Linked DNA regions of Mus musculus: region 1 is linked to region 2. The links are chromatin loops, found by intact Hi-C in ENCODE. Cell type or tissue: heart. All regions are shown on one strand.

The links. A loop is a pair of places that touch in the nucleus more often than their neighbours do. Peaks named below come from ENCODE experiments on the same cell type or tissue, not always from the same donor. Only the 100,000 strongest peaks of a DNase experiment are listed, where the experiment ranks them.
Region 1: it touches region 2 in a loop (3-fold over the local background); 5 of 42 quality-filtered maps call a loop at or near these places.

What each region holds. Positions count from the first base shown.
Region 1 is chr5:75,039,995-75,047,994 of GRCm38, forward strand. Chic2 (cysteine-rich hydrophobic domain 2) reads right to left here and starts at 4,647. Exons shown (of 6, transcript NM_028850.5): 1 at 4,186-4,647. The coding sequence starts at 4,304. In heart, no CTCF peak of the experiment used is centred here; DNase peaks (open chromatin) are centred at 4,117, 4,647, 6,807 and 7,237; H3K4me3 peaks cover 2,236 bases; H3K27ac peaks cover 1,981 bases.
Region 2 is chr5:74,531,988-74,539,987 of GRCm38, forward strand. It overlaps Fip1l1 (FIP1 like 1 (S. cerevisiae)), which reads left to right and starts at 3,504. Exons shown (of 18, transcript NM_001159573.2): 1 at 3,504-3,774; 2 at 4,814-4,858; 3 at 4,955-4,994. The coding sequence starts at 3,693. In heart, a CTCF peak has its summit at 3,700; a DNase peak (open chromatin) is centred at 3,494; H3K4me3 peaks cover 2,734 bases; H3K27ac peaks cover 2,245 bases.

The DNA of each region.
Region 1 (8,000 bases), 510 kb after region 2:
AAATTCATTTCCTCAACTTTTAAAAATTCTTTTATACAAACACATTCCTTAAGAGTTATCATCCTTATGAGACATCAAAGTAGGGTTGGAAAGATGGCTCAGTAAGCAAAGGTACTTGCTGCCAAGCCTGACCCATAGGAGCCCATAGGGAAGATGCCTTCCCCACAGGATCACATGCCCTCACACACACACACACACACACACACAGAGTAAAGAATATGCTCAAAAACAGCTTGAAATCTGAGATAAAGTTCTACAAACATTAAAATTATAAACCAGTGCCATCCAGCAAAGTCATTTGTATGTCCCTTTCACAGTTTCTGGGCCTGGCCCCTGGCTGGCTAAACTGTTCTTCAACATGGTCTGAGTAGCTACCAACAACTACTAAACCTAACTGGCTAGAAGCTGGCTGATCTTGGGCACCATGGCTTTGCTGTGGTTCTATCCCATCAAACAACATAATGAAGGTAGTTTAGAGTATAAAAGAAATAGGTTGGACTAAAATTAGTAAATACTGACATATTATGTGATATGTCTGGTAATGATCACACTGGTTCCTCTAGACTCAGCAGTATGTTGAGCTGTGACTGTCTATAAATACGGATCAGTTACGTCAGTGTGTTTTACATTGCTTATGCCCTTCCAATAAAGAGTATCAATCAGTTTGACCAGCAGTATCTAGTAAGTTTGCCACTTCTTTCTTCTTCCAGTCTTCCAAGTTATAGGTATGTATTTAGTATGAAACCATGGGAATTTATAATTTTCTTTTCCCATAAATGGTTTTTTCTTCAATATGTTTCTTCAAAAGATTTCTCCTAGCACATGCAAATCAAAAATAAAAAACATTACTCATCTAGAATATCTAGAAAGAACGTATCACAAAAGAATAAAATGATTTCTCAAATTAGAGTACTAGTGAGCTTATTAAGAAAAATTAGACGAAAAACCAAAAAAAAAAAAAAAAAGAAAGAAAGAAAGAAAGAAAGAAGAGAAGAGAAGAGAAGAGAAGAGAAGAGAAGGGAAAGGAAAGGAAAAGAAAAGAAAAGAAAGGACAAGACAAGACAAGACAGGCTCAACTGCAAAAGCAAGCACACAGGCAGACCTGAATCTTTTCAGTCTGACCTGGATTACAGACAGACAATACTGTAACCATTTATAATATTGTTTCTTTAAAAGTAAAAGGGAGAAATGCTTTAACCAACTCCTTAGCAAAAAGAGAAGTAAGCTTATGTGGTTTACTATAATTTTAATTTTTAAAGATTTGTTTATTTTATCTTTGTGTATGAGTGTTTTGTTGAGCCTGCTGTAATTGGAGTTATGGATGGTTGTAAGCTACCATGTGGGTGCTGGGAACCGAACCTGGTCCTCTGTAGGAGCAGCAAATGCTCTTAACTGCTGAGCCATCTTTCCAGCCCATGGTTCACTGTAATTATTAATCACTTTTCCGATTATACTTGAAAAGGAAAGTGAAACCGTTATAACATATAAGCACAAATTTCAAAGCCTCTTGTAGGTGCAAACTTGGCTACATAGTCTAGTATGCCTAACATTATGCATGATGGTCATACATAAGCTTTACATTATTATAGAATTCTGTATCACCACAAAACAGGGTTTGGCTTTTGCTGACCAAAAGTTGGTTCAAAGTAAAAAGAGAATTAGCTAAATGAACCACGGTTTGGTTTGAAAATGGCAATGTTGAATTCTTAATCTATATTTTACACAAATGTTTCTCAAAGCAGAGCGCCACCTGAGGAGGGTAATAACTAACAAAGGCTAGTGTTTCCTGAGCACAAGACACACACTCACGTATTCTCTGTATACATTATCTCACCCCTTAATCTGGAAAGGTATGAACTAAAGCTGTCATCCTGTGAACTGAGGAGACACAAGTGATTGATTTATATAAAAGTGGCAGAGGAAGGTTACTACCTATCAGAAGTGTCTAAGGGAGGTCACAAACATACTAAGGCTTCCTGCAAAGGTGGCAAACACCACCATCACTAGTGTCTGCAGCAGATTCCGAGGTACAATCAAAACCACCTCCAAGACCTTCCTCCAACCCCATCCAAGCCTATTCATGAACAAGAGCTCCACTCATATGTGGCCACTGGCCTGGAAAAAGAGGGCTGGAACACCAGCGGATGCTCCCCACATGATCTTAATGGGCAGATAAACTAGACTAAATGACTGTTAGTCCTGCAAATGGAAGTACTTTATTTCTAATGCTTATAATAATAAAGGCTAGTAGTTCCTGAGCACAAGCCAGGTGATTCTGAAAGACAAGATGAAAAGACCACTAATAATTACTTCACACACTTGTTAACCACTCCAAATAGTCAACTACAATCCAACTTTCTATCTGAGCACTTTGACTATTCTATTTCCCAACAACATGTTTAGCTTTTCTTCTTCTTGAACAGAAGAGACATGACAACTGCACTTGAACCTTATTTGGTTACTCTGAACCCAGGACAAGCACTCTAACACTGAGCTACATCTCCAGCCCTAGCTGAACCTCTGCAAATAAATTTCTGCCAGCTTTGATTTGACAGGAGGAGTTTAAGGATGACCACAGACAACATGAAAAAGTTCAGAAATCCTTTATGTAGCCCTGAAGACCAGGGGAGTCTGCAACTCACAGATCCACCTGCCTCTGCCTCCTGAGTACTGGGACTATCACTGTGTCGGTTTTTTGTTTGTTTGTAATTGCTTTTAAAAGCACCCATAGTCCTTAAGTTCAAAAGAAAAAGAAAAAAGTCCTAAGAGTTAAACTAAAAATTAAATAGCAGGTTATAACACTAAAAGCATTATGATATACATTTAAACTGTATTATTCATAATTAGCTATATTCCTTAATTAAGTTTGTGTTGACAGTTAAAACAGAGCAGTTATTATGGTGCGAAGTCCCATCTCCTTATCCAGGTACTGAAACAATGCTTATGCAGTGTTTTTACCCTGTTAAATCACCTAAATGCACACGTTAACAGGTGCGAAGACACCAAGGTGTTACATAAGCACACCCCAACAACAACAACAAGGCTAGTCAGGATGACTACACAAGGGCCGATCTTCTGAGGAGCCTCACTGTTTGACCGCCTTGCCCACAGCACGCCCCACTCACCCTACACCAAAAAACAATGACAAGCGCTCCAGACAGCTTCAGGCTCGCTGCCTTTTTCTATCAGTGATAAAGTGATATGCAAGTACAGGAAGTTTGAGCGATGACTTTTCAACTGGAGATAGCAGCTGCAAAGGAGTATCAATACCCTAAGTTGTACAAACTCCGGATTTTATCAGGGAAATGTTACAAAACTTCCTTCTTCCGGACAACTCATTATTTGCCCCAAGTCTACATTCCTTTATTAGTCACGACCTTTCAGAATGCTTTCATCCCTTATTGTTTGAATAATATTGGGACTTTTGATGTTGCTAATAAACCTTACAGGGGCCCTTATCAAAGAAGCCAACCTAGGTCCGTGTCCCAAAACAGACCGGATTACAGGAAACTCGGTACTTGTAATTCCTTGTAAACAGATGTATCCTCCTCTTTTTTTCCGTCCACCTGTATACTTCTATCATACATAATTGACAGCAACTCGAATCAGTTTTGCAGAAATTTACTCTTGAGGAACTGGGAAGCCCCTACGTGTTATGTGTGATAGACACACGACAGTGAATCTCATTTACCAACTGCCACTGGGATCTTAACACCTCAGATCTGACCTCTGAGCCATATGTCAATAGGCTGTAAGTCAGGCAGAGTCCCAAAGAATAACGGGGGTGTGGGGGGTGTTACAAAGATGGATCCCACAAGATGTGTGTGTGTGTGTGTGTGTGTGTGTGTGAGTGTGTGCACCTCTAGCCTGTACCGATGGCCCATCAGGCAGACCCTAAAGAGCCATCTTCCCGGCTGGGACCCCACACATCCCCGCGGGCCACGGGGCCTGCTCCGGGGCTGTGGGAGGGAGGGGAGGCAGTGTCTGTCCCCACTTGGGAGTCCTAAACAAATGGAAGCAGAGCAAGTTCTCACTTCCTGATCGCCGGAGCTTCCCCCAAGGCCCCCGTCCCGCGCCAGTCACCGGGGACGGGGGTTTAAGAAAAGGAGGACCCCCAGGGGTCCCAGGGCCCACCCCGCCCGCGCCTCGCCACCCGTCCTCGTCCTAGCCCTCGCAGGGCCTTACACGGTGACGTGACCGGAGCCGCGGACCACCACCGGGTCGGGCGAGTACTTGAGCAGCTGCTCCTCCAGGGCCCGCTCCTCGTCCTCCTCCTCCTCGTAGATTTCATCGAAATCCGCCATCCCGAGCCGGCGAGCCCCCCGCCCGGGGCCCTGGCTCTGGGGCGGCCGCGGGGAACGGCTGGTGAGGCGGCGGGCGCGGAGGCCGCGGAGCTGGCGCTCGGCAGTGTGGGCTCCGGCTACTGAGGAGACCTGGTCCCGGCCGCCGCCGTTGCCGCCGCCACCGCCGCCATTACCGTGGGCAGGAACAACAACACAATGTCAACATCCGCCGGGGCCGCCACCCCCGCCAGCGCCGCCGCCCGCGCCAGCGCCGCCGCCGTCGCCGCCGCAACTCCGGCAACCACAGCAACAGCCCGAGCCACCCGCAGCAGGAGCAGCCGGCTACCGCATCGCGAGACTTCCCGGGAGCGCGGGCGGGCGCGGGCGTGGGCGCGGGCGCGCGGGTGGGCGGGCGGGCGCGTTCACGCGGACGGTCTCGCGCGCTCCCGGGACGCCGGCCTCTTCCTCCGCTTCCACCCGGCGCGGCCCCGCCCTCCGGCTCCAGGGTCAGCGACCCGGAAGGCGGCGTCTGTGAGGATCGGGGGCGCTGACCCCGACTCGACTCCTAGAGCCAGGCTGGAGTAATCTGTAGCCCAAACAACGACAGCGGGCGAAGCCCCTGGCCGGACCAGAGAATCTGACTGCCGGTTTAATAAAACGTTTTTAGTCCACGATGCGAAGCAGAGTTGGTTGACTTTGCCAACTTGAGATTAACAAAGCAGTGCATTCTCTTTTTTTTTGTTGTTGTTGTTTGGTTTGGTTTGGTTTGGTTTGGTTTGGTTTGGTTTGGTTTGGTTTGGTTTGGTTTGGTTTGGTTTGGTTTGGTTTGGTTTGGTTTGGTTTTTCGAGACAGGGTTTCTCTGTGTAGCCCTGGCTGTCCTGGAACTCATTCTGTAGACCAGGCTGGCCTCGAATTCAGAAATCCCCCTGCCTCTGCCTCCCAAGTGTTGGGATTAAAGGCGTGCACCACCACTGCCCGGCAAACAGTGCTTTCCTGTCTACTGTCCTACCTGATTTTCCAAAATATCTCCAAAGCCAAATATTCTGTCCTTTTAGCCCAGGTTGTTTGTTTGTTTGTTTGTTTGTTAACAAGAAATCTCACCATCAATACTACCTAACAAAGTTGACAAGTTCTCTGTGTTCCAATTAAGAAGTTGCAGTTGTATGCTTCGTCTCTCTAGTGAAAAATGTTTTCTCCACAAGAGGGGATGGGGGAAGGGAGGAACAGTGGACTCATGGATCACCTTGGACCTGGTTTCACAATCAAGAGTCTGCCAAGCATCCAAACAACATAGGAACAGAACTGGACTCCTACGGCAAACTGGACCATGGGGTAACAAGAGTTCCTCATTGGTCTGGAAAGGAAAGAGGAGTTGTACTGGACCCAGTGTCCACAAACAGTTCTCTACGCAGTGTTCGCATCCTTCAAGTTCGTTTACGGGTCTTTGTCCAAGCAGAAAACGTACAAAGGTTAACATGAGAGTGGAAAATGCTGGACAACTTAATCCTGGAAAGATCTGGGGAAAAAAAAAAGGGCAGTGAGCTAGGCAGGGAAAAATAGTCGATGCGTCAGACTTATGCTTTCCCAGATTTATTCATTCAATAAACACTGAACCTACTGTGTGGTCAGCTGTGTGTGTGTGTGTGTGTGTGTGTGTGTGTGTGTGTGTGTCTGTGCGCGTGCACGCGCGACTATGTATGTTACAGTCTCTGGCAGTAACTTTTCTGTCATTAAGGCAAGCAACCATAATTCTCTAGGGGGGTGGGAGTCAGAGGGTATGTCAAAGGCTCCAATGGAGCATACACACAGGAGGCAGCTTAACTTGGTAGTTCTGAAGGCTGACTTTGAATCGCCCTCTATCATTTCCTATGGGACCCTGGCCAAGTCCTTTAACCTCTTGGTCTTTGACCTGTCACAGGAAGACAAAAGTGCGGCGTGGTAGCACACATCTATAAAACCCTAGCAGGTGGGAGATGGAGACAGGAAAATTAGGCATTGAACATCACTCTATATAGCCAGTTTGAGCTATAATAGAGCCTTGTCTCTAAAATAAAATAGATATAATAGTACCTATCCCTTGGGCTACTTGACAGAGTCTCTTGATGTACGTGGAATGCTTAGAAGAGGGATATATAGTCACAACAGGAAACATTCTTGATTCTTCCCCGCTTCTCTGCCATGAAGATCACCACGTTCCTTTGGCATTGTGTAATGTTTCAGTGTCCGTGAAGTATTATTAGTTTCAGAGACCCTATGTGAACTTGCTCTTGATCCCGTGTGTATGTGTGTATTTAATACTCTCATTCAGGACTTCAACTTCAACACATTGGCTGCAGAGAGTTCCTGAGCCTCCTCCTTGACAGTAATCAAGAGCCCAGTGGCCACATTCAAAGAGTGGCTGCAGAAAGGATGAGGGAGGAGGAGGAGGAAAATGGGTCTGTTTCGGTCATGGGCCACACCCTGCATGCTGTGTACAACCCAGAATCCACCTCTCAGTCAACACAGCCGCTGAGCATCACCCAGCTGACAACTTTCCAAGGACAGAAGAAACTGGAAGAGCCCCTTCTTTCTCCAGCACCCTCCACAGATCCGTCTTCAGAGGAGAACCTACAAGAATGTTTTCTGAATGGAGATGGATCATGGCTGGCACTGCCGGCAGAACACTGGGAGTTAATTAGGCGGCAGAGGACTGGCAAGAAGCTCACTCTCGCAGCACTGACTTTGCGTGGGAGGAGCACTCTGGCTGGACTCCGACAGAGAGATCGGTCTGACTCCCATTGCCGAGGTGTGAAGAGAAGTCATTGTTTTTAGTTGTTTTCTTTCTTTTTGACTCTTCTTCCGGTTTGGGGGGGCGGGGGGGGAACCTGCTGGTGTCAGTAAAGGGGCTCGAGACCTGGGAGCAAGGCCAAGAGGGCGAGGAAGGATGAGTCAAGCATTTCTCTATAATAGTTGACATCATAATTCCAAACTCCACCCCCAACACTCCAGGATTGCTTCCTGCCAAATGACTCCCTCCGCCTTTCCTGAGTATGAACCAGTCTTTGTCAAAATGTTCCCCCTCTCCTGTGCCCACAGTACACACCCCTGCAAACATGTCTCTTCTTTTGTATACCTCTTCATGCTCCTCACGTTCACATGTTCCTTCAGATCAACTGGCTTAAAACAAACAGGACAGCTCAGTAACCCCAGGAGCCAAGACTTTAGTTGCTATTTGAGGCGGGGAGTGGGGGTGGGATGGGGGTGAGATGGCAACTCACTTCATAGCCCAGGCTGGCCTAGAACCTGTCATGTAGCCCAGGTTGGCTTCAGATGTGTGGCAATACTCTTGTCTCATCCTTCTGGGTGGCGAGGAGCCTGTCATTCATAGATTTAAGACCTCCAACGAGTCAAGCAATGGTGGCACATGCCTTTAGTCCCAGCACTCATGAGGCAGAGGCAGTCAGATCTCTGTGCGTTCAAGGCCAGGTTGATCTACAATTCCAGGGCAGCCAAGGGTAGAAAAAGTAACCCTGTCTCAACCCCCATACATGTTATTTATTTATTTATTTATTTAGGCATTGGTGTTTTGCCTGTATATATGTTTGATATGTTTGTGTGAGGGTGCTGGATCCCCTGGAACTGGAGTTATAGACAGCTGTGAGTTGTCGTGTGGGTGTTGGGGATTGAACCCAGTTCCTCTGGAAGAACAGGTAGTACTTTTAATTGCTGACTCTCCA
Region 2 (8,000 bases):
ACCTGGTCTGAAGCAAAGTACTTCCCCCATCTGAACTTGGAGAAGCCAAACAACTACTGCAACGTAATAGTTGGTCTTGTGTAGGTTATCTTCTGCGTTGGTGCACTCCAGCCTCGTGAAATACCTTTTGGGACCAGCAAGATGGCTCATAAGGCTAAAAGCGCTTGCAACACAAGTCGTATGACCTGAGTTTGATCCTTCGGACTCAATGTAGAAAAACAGGACCCGGAAAAATTGTCCTCCATGTGCCAATTGTGGAAAACGCACAATCACCCATCCCCAACACACACACACACCACATACACAGAGAGAGACAGAGACAGACACACAGAGAGAGACAGAGAGATCCTGTCTCCACACAGTCAAAAGGCTTTGGGGTCCATTTCACAGCTACTAAGATGAGAATTGGGTTGAGGAATAGATATACTGATCTACACATCTCAGTTTAGAACCTGTTTTATTATTATTATTATTATTATTATTTAATTGTGGAAACATGCATGAGATAAAAAAATTTAGTAATTTACTGTTCTAATTGTGTGTGTGTGAGTGAGTGTGTGTGTGTGTGTGTGTGTGAGTATGTGTGGACAGGATCTCATTGTGCAGCCCTAGCTGTCCTGGAACACATGATGTGGATCAGGTTCGTTGCAAACTCACAGAGATCTGCTTGCCTCTGCCTTCCTAGTGCTTGGATTAAACGTGTGTGCCACCATGTCCACCATTAGTCATTTTAAAATGTACAGTTCGGAAACATTAAAAAACATTCATGCTGCTGTACAACCAATCTTTGGAACTTTTTATTTTGCAAAATCAAAATAGTTTCAAAACTATATACCCTTTAAATAACAATTGCCACCCTCAACCTCAGCTCCCTGCACCCCCCCCCCAGCATTTGTCAGCCTCTACTTTAATCCTGTTCTCTTTGCATTGGCACTGTGGGTCTTATAATTGGGTCCCTGTACTATCTGCTTTATTGTGATTAACTTACTTCACCTAACATCATTCATCTAGTTGTGACACATGGCAATTGCTTTCATTTTAAAGTTTTATTCGTGTGTTTCTGTGTGTGAGAGAGTGTGTGTGTATACAGTTGGGTTTTGACCTCCCTAAAGCATATGCCACCATACCTGGTCTCTTGGCATGATTTGAGCAGTAATCTATTCATTGTCTAATTCTTATAGCTAAGCACTCCTTTTCATTACTTCTCAAAAGTATACTTCACAGCCGGGTGGTGGTAGGTGGTGGCGTACTCCTTTAATCCCAGCACTCGGGAGGCAGAGGCAGCAGATTTCTGAGTTCGAGGCCAACCTGGTCTACACAGTGAGTTCCAGGACAGCCAGGGCTACACAGAGAAACCCTGTTTCAAAAAAAAAAAGTATACTTCATATTAAATGATATCATTATTATTGACATTGTTCTGAGATGGAGTCTTACTCTGCTAGCCTGAGTCAAGCTCTAGCCCTGGCCTCCAGAGGACCTGGAAGGACAGGATGCACTGCCAGGCCTGGGTTAGCAGCAACATCACCATCATCATTGCTTAGAACAGCAATAAATAATGAGATGGCAAATAAGTATACTCAGGATAAATGTGATATTGTAGTGAGATGAGTTCATAATATAAGAAGCAAGAGACAGTCTATAAAATAGTCAAATTATTTAATGTCAAAGTTTCCCATGGCAAATGGAGAGATTAATCCTAACCAAGGAAGCATATCCATACAAGGATTCAGTTTAGGAGGAAAGAAGGAAGGAAGAGGCTTTGAAGGATGGTCATTAGAGCTTTATGAGCTTCTCTGCTTTGTAGAAATCATTTTCAAAGCTTAGCTCAAGTGCTACCTCCACCACGCAGGCCTCCTACCGCATTCACCACCATTCATTAATCAACTCGTTGTTGATGTCTAAACTCTTTGTCTAGACAATGATTTGAAAGACAAACTCTTTTCCAGACTGGAAAGAAAAGCAATTCACTCTGCAAAAGACAATCAACTCTCTCATGAAACCACCCAATTTTACTTTAGATGCACTTAACAGTGAGAATGGAGCTAACCACGGTGTGGTGGTGGTAACTGCCCACGGTACTCTCAAGCAGATAGTATCAAAGGCCAAAAGGATATGGTGCACCATACAACAGATGGAAGTGAAAGTTAAACAAGACGAAGGCAGATTTGGCCTAGTGAAGATTCTGGGGAAAGTGGCTATGTAGTCAATAAGACTTGTGGTCTAAAAGAGAGTTTAGCTCTGCTCTACTCCCCTCACCCCAACCCTGCTCACCCCATCTGCATACTCAGTTTATCTACATTTGCCTTTCACTCTACTCCAAATGCAGTTGGGTGCCTGGAACTTCTCTGTCTCTGGGCCTTTTGCATGTTCCTAATCTCCTTGTCAAGTAGCCCCCATGCAGAAACCCACAGAGCTTACAGCCCTTCTCCATTAAGGGATCTACTTATTTTAATTAATTAATTAATTACCACGTGATATTAGATTATACCTCCCTTTTAATCACTTGGCCGTGGGTCTTTTTACAGCTACTATTATTTTTAAATCCTTATCAACATGATGTGTCTATCATCTTCCATTAGAATAAAGGCTTCATGAAAGAAAGGATTTTTTTTTTAACCGCCAATCTATATAGTCTTGAAGAGTTCCTAGTACTTGGGTAGACTTTCATACATATTTGTTGAATTCAGGGAAGATTTTTACGAGGAAATTGTACACAGAAGTTGAAACAATTTAAGAATTTCCTACAGGGGAACAGGGCATAGCAAACAAGAGTTCAAAACTAAGAAGAATTAAAACCCTCGTGATCTACTCAGGTAACGAGGAATCAAGTGATACAGATAAAGTCTAACGCTCGACCCTCCTCATCAATCACTAATTAAGAAAATGCCCTGCAGGTTTGTCTACAGCCCGATCTTATGGAGGTATTTTCACAACCAAGGTTCCCTCCACTCAGATGACCAGTTTAAGTAACTTAAATAAAACTTTCCGGCCACAGAGTCTCCCTGTATAGCCCAGGCTATCCTGGAACTCACTATGTAGACCAGGGTGACTTGTCTCTGCCTACCAAGTGCCACTATGCCCAATACTAATAATTTTTTAAACAAAGAGAACGCATCCTTTATATATTAAATTTTTCTTTTGTTGGTTGTTAAAATTTCGACGAATTGACAATTGTGGTTCAGTCAAACCCGTGCGGGATGCTGGCCTTCAGGATTTTAAAATAGACTAGTGGAGGGAGAAAGGCAACAGGGACAGAAAAGAACAATGGTGTAGCAAAGGGAACTGGGGAGTGGGAGGAAGGTTGGGGGAAGGGAACTTCAAAGAAGACCAGAAGCCCCAGAGAAAGCCACTCTTGAGAAGCTAAGCTAGAATCCTTGGGGTGGGGCGGGGAGGGGGAGGAGCCAATCGCGCGGCGCTTGCGCAATGAGAGGCCCAGGTGCCCGCCGCCGCGGAAGCGTAACCACCTAGAGACGCCGCGCCGCTTGGGTGCCTGCGGCGCATGCGCAGACGGATCGGTCGCTGACTCTTCAGGGTCGCCGCCTCCACCGAGGTTGGCCCCAGATTTGAGTCTCGCGCTCTTCGTTCGCTTACCGGCGGCTTCCCTCCCATTCTCGCGCCCTGGGACGGCGAGGCTGGAAAAAGGGGTTGAGAGAGCTGTTGGCCGCCGCCTTTAACTTGTGCGTGGGGCGGCCATGTCGGCCGGCGAGGTGGAGCGCCTGGTGGAGCTGAGCGGCGGGACCGGAGGGGATGAGGAGGAAGAGTGGCTGTATGGCGGTACGGAACTTCCTGTCTGTCTCCCCGGTTCTCTCTGGCCTTCCTCCCAGCGTTTCAGGCCCAGGCGTCCGAGGCCTCTCGTATTGGCCCTAACCGGCCTTGGTTAGGCCGAGTGCGGCCTGCTCCCGGCCTTCGCCCGGACCCGCAGGCACTCACCGCGCGGTGGACGCGGGCCAAGGAGGCCGGGCAGCCCTGCGTCGCCCTCCTCCGCACCGCCCGGGCCTCCTCGCTTCTGCGCTCTCTATTCATGCTCTTTATCGATTCTGAGCCGCTTTGGTGTCTCTCTTGCTCAGTGGCTATGGGGTGCCCCTCCTCGTCCCTTTCTTTCAGAAACCGTCATTCTGTAATAGCAGCTAAATAAAGTCAGTGCAATGAAACTAACGTCTTGTTTCTTGATGGTCAGTTTGTATGGGATGCACCTGCAAGGGTACCTCCTTGTCTGAAAGTCGTGCTTTAAAAGTATTAATTAAAAGAAACAGATGAAATACACTGTGGTCCATAAAGAAAACCCTGAATTGTGGCCTGTATTAAGGTGAAGTGTTTTGTTTTTGTTTTTATTTTTTGTTTTTTGCTTTTTAAAGAGCCCTGTATAGTCCACGTCATAGTTGTATCTCGTGACTCTTCCCATAGGCTTGTATTCGGTGTTTTGTGTTTGTGTCCCCAAATTTAATGCGTCATGTACTTTGTTTTTGTAGGGGACATGTCTGATGTCTGAGTTTTAACTTTAAGTCGTAATCCCCCTTGGCTGTTATACCAGATTTGAAAGTATTTTGTTCTTTCCTAGAGCATACATTCTTGACATAAATTTCATAGATTATATAAAAGTGAACGTTAGCGTCTTAAGCAGCCTTTTAGTAATGAAACTCCGATAAACTTGTAAAATTGATTATTTCTTTAGTGGAAAGACAGCATCGGTACTACCCTTAAAATGTGAAATGTGTGGGGTTTCTCTTAGCATGATGTGTAAATCCCCTTGTATTTCTTTCCATAAGAGATGTGTCTTGCTTATGAAGTGATCTAACTTTGGCTATGCTTGTAGGCCCGTGGGACGTGCATGTGCACAGTGACTTGGCAAAGGATCTAGGTTAGTGCTTGTGATCTTCCCTTCAGATTTCTATACTACTTGTTGCTTAAGCTTGGTTTCTTTATTTACTTTATTTTATTTTATTTTATTTGGTAGATGAGAATGAAGTTGAAAGGCCAGAAGAAGAAAATGCCAGGTTGGTGAACTCTCTCCTGTTGATGTCTTACACAGATTGCGATTCTAGCAAGTTGTCTACTGTTTGATCATAATCCTTGGCGAAATTGCATTTTGACCAAAGTTGAAGGACTGTTTCTACTTGTGGACCAATCCTGTCCTGTTTTCTAGTAACGTATAGGACAATTTTTTGAGTTATTAGGTACTTGCCAACTTTTCACTGTAGAGTAACTTTCACCCTTAATTGAGCTTAGAGGTGTACACAACATAGTTGGGTTTTTGTTTTGTTTTGTTTTTCAAGACAACGTTCTCTGTGTAGTGTGCATAGCCCTGGCTGTTCTGGAACTCACCTTGTAGAGCGGGCTGGCAAGAAGATCCACCTGCCTCTGCCTCCCACGTGCTGAGATTAAAGGCAAGAGCAACTTTATCTGGCTGAGTGTAGTTGTTAAATTACTAAGAAAAAAAATAATTTACTGTAAGAATTAAAATAACTAAAAATTGTTGCTTTCATAGTTTGTTAGTGTTTTTATAGTGTCACTTACTTTTGGTATAATTTCTTATTTTTCTTTTCTTTTCTTTTCTCTTCTTTTCTTGGAAACAAGCTCTTACTGACAGGCCTGGAATTCCCTTTGTAGACTAGGCCAGCCTTGAACTCAAAGACATCTGTCTGACTGCCTCCTAGAGTGCTGAGATTAAAGACGCGCCACTATGCTTGGTTTGGCTGTAAACTAGTGCTTTATATTTTAAATTCATAATGGAACTAGTTTTTGAAAGGAAACTATGCTTGCTACTATACCATGAACAGAATGGATGCTATTTTTTTAATGTTGATTTTCTTTGTTATTATACAAAACAGTATTTTACAGAGTGTCCAAGGAACCAGACATTTACTCAGAATGTCACTACATCTAATGCATATAAGTACATGTCGTGTTAGCTTTAGTTTGATCTGGTGACTGTCTGAAATGATGAGGGGAGGAGTGATCTTGAACAGAGCAATTAAGGGCCAGAGAAATGGCCCAGTTGGGGACATTCATGCAGCATAAGATGTGGACATGAATGAATACATTCTAGGAGAGACTTAAGACAGTTAGTACTCACTGTCTACTCTATTGTTGAACTCTAGGTTCAGTGAGAGACTGGAAGAGGGATTTGGAAGATACCTGATGCCTTTGGCTTCCACATGGCTTCCACATGTATTCCCCCCTCTCCCCCCGCCCCAAACACACACATACACACGAAGCATTTAAAGAAGATTTAGGTTTTCAGAGTGGAGGAATTAATGCTTCAGTCCTAGCATGATAGCTCTAATCCAAAAGGCAAATAGCTCTAATGAAGACATGGAGAACCTGGGCTGTTTGTACACTGTTGCTGCTATTATAAAGTGATGTCTCCTTGGGAGCTTCCTCAGATGTTTAAACAGTTATAATGAATTAAGCAGTCCTACTCACTTTAAATTAGAGAAATAAAAACATACATGAACACAAGAATTTGAACATTAGTGTTCTTAGCATCAATCATAGCTGGTCCGTAAAATGGAAACGACCTACCTGTCCACCAAAACAAATTAATAGGTTCATTGCAATGTACCCTTATGGAAGTATTTCCTGGTGGAAGGAAGGAAACTGAGTATTGACTTGCTACAGTATGAGTGAACACGTGACATGTGACATCAGTACATAAAGTTTCCAGAATAAGCAAATCCATAGAGAAGAAAAGGCCAGTATTGTGGGATAGGAGAAAATGGGGATGCCGGGTGATGTATACTTACTTCTTTTGGGAGGCTATCTATGTACACAGTCTAGGATTTCACAACATGATTGTTACACTGTGTACAGAGTCTATCCCTTTAAGTATAGTGTTTAAATGGGTGGATGTGAATTATGTCTTAATGGAGCTTCTAAAATGAACACAGGTGATGGAAATCCATTACAAGTAACTTCCTTTGTATCAGAAGAAAAAGAGATTAAAACATAGGATACATGGAAGTAAGGGAGTGAAAGTAGAAATAGCCTCCAAAGAGCTGAAATTTTTATGAGCTAATCCTTAACTCTGAGTTTTTATTATTTAACTATAATTCTAAGTTCAGTTTGTAGTTTGTTGTTTTGTTTTTAGTTTTCTGTGTGTTTGTGTTTTGCCTGCATGTATGTCCATGCTCCGCGTCCATGCCTGTGGAGAATAGAAGAAGGCATTGGCTCCCCTGGACTGTAGTTTGGGACTGATGGTTGTGAGCTGCTGTGTGGGTGCTGGGACTCAAACCAAGGTTCTGGAAGGGCAGCAGGAGCTCTGACCCTCTCCTTCCTCAAGGTTCCCTTTCATGGTACCCTTTCTTGAGTTCTCTGGGACACAGAATGGTAGTTGATTGGAGTTAACCCATTCCTGCCTCCTCTGAGTATTGCTGCCTGTGTTTGTTGTTGATTTCATTTGGAGTTCTCTGTGTGTCTCATCCCCGTAGGAGGGCATCCATGTTTACATTTTTTACTTTTTTAGAAAAAGCTTATAATTTTATTGTTCTTGGATCTTAATGGTGATGAGGACCTAAAAGTTCTAACGTATTATGTCTAATAGATCGGAAGGAGTTCAGACAAAATTAGGATACAGCTTGGTACATACCATTGCATTACTCTGCCTAGGACCCTGCTGTTGAAATTGCCTGCCCATCGTCGTCGTGACTGGCTCATTGCCGAAGCCTCTGTCCTTAATTGCATTGCATTGCACTGATCTCAGTGCCACCATGCTTTACTTGTCCTGCTTAGCTGGGTAGCTGACTAGAGCATGCTCTTCTGTGCAATGGAGCGCAGCCTGCAGGCGGCGTGCACAACACGAGAGAGCAAGACTTGTTTCTTGATCTCCGCAAGTTTATTTAAGCAAAAATATAAATTAAGAATTACAGTAGTACATTTATCTTGAGTCCTGTGTTATGGCAGGAAAATTTGAAGTTTCTATTTATAAATATCTGTAAAATGTCAAGAAACTGACTATGCTATAGTTCTGGAAGTATTTTTTGGCTAATGGCTTGAGTCACGTG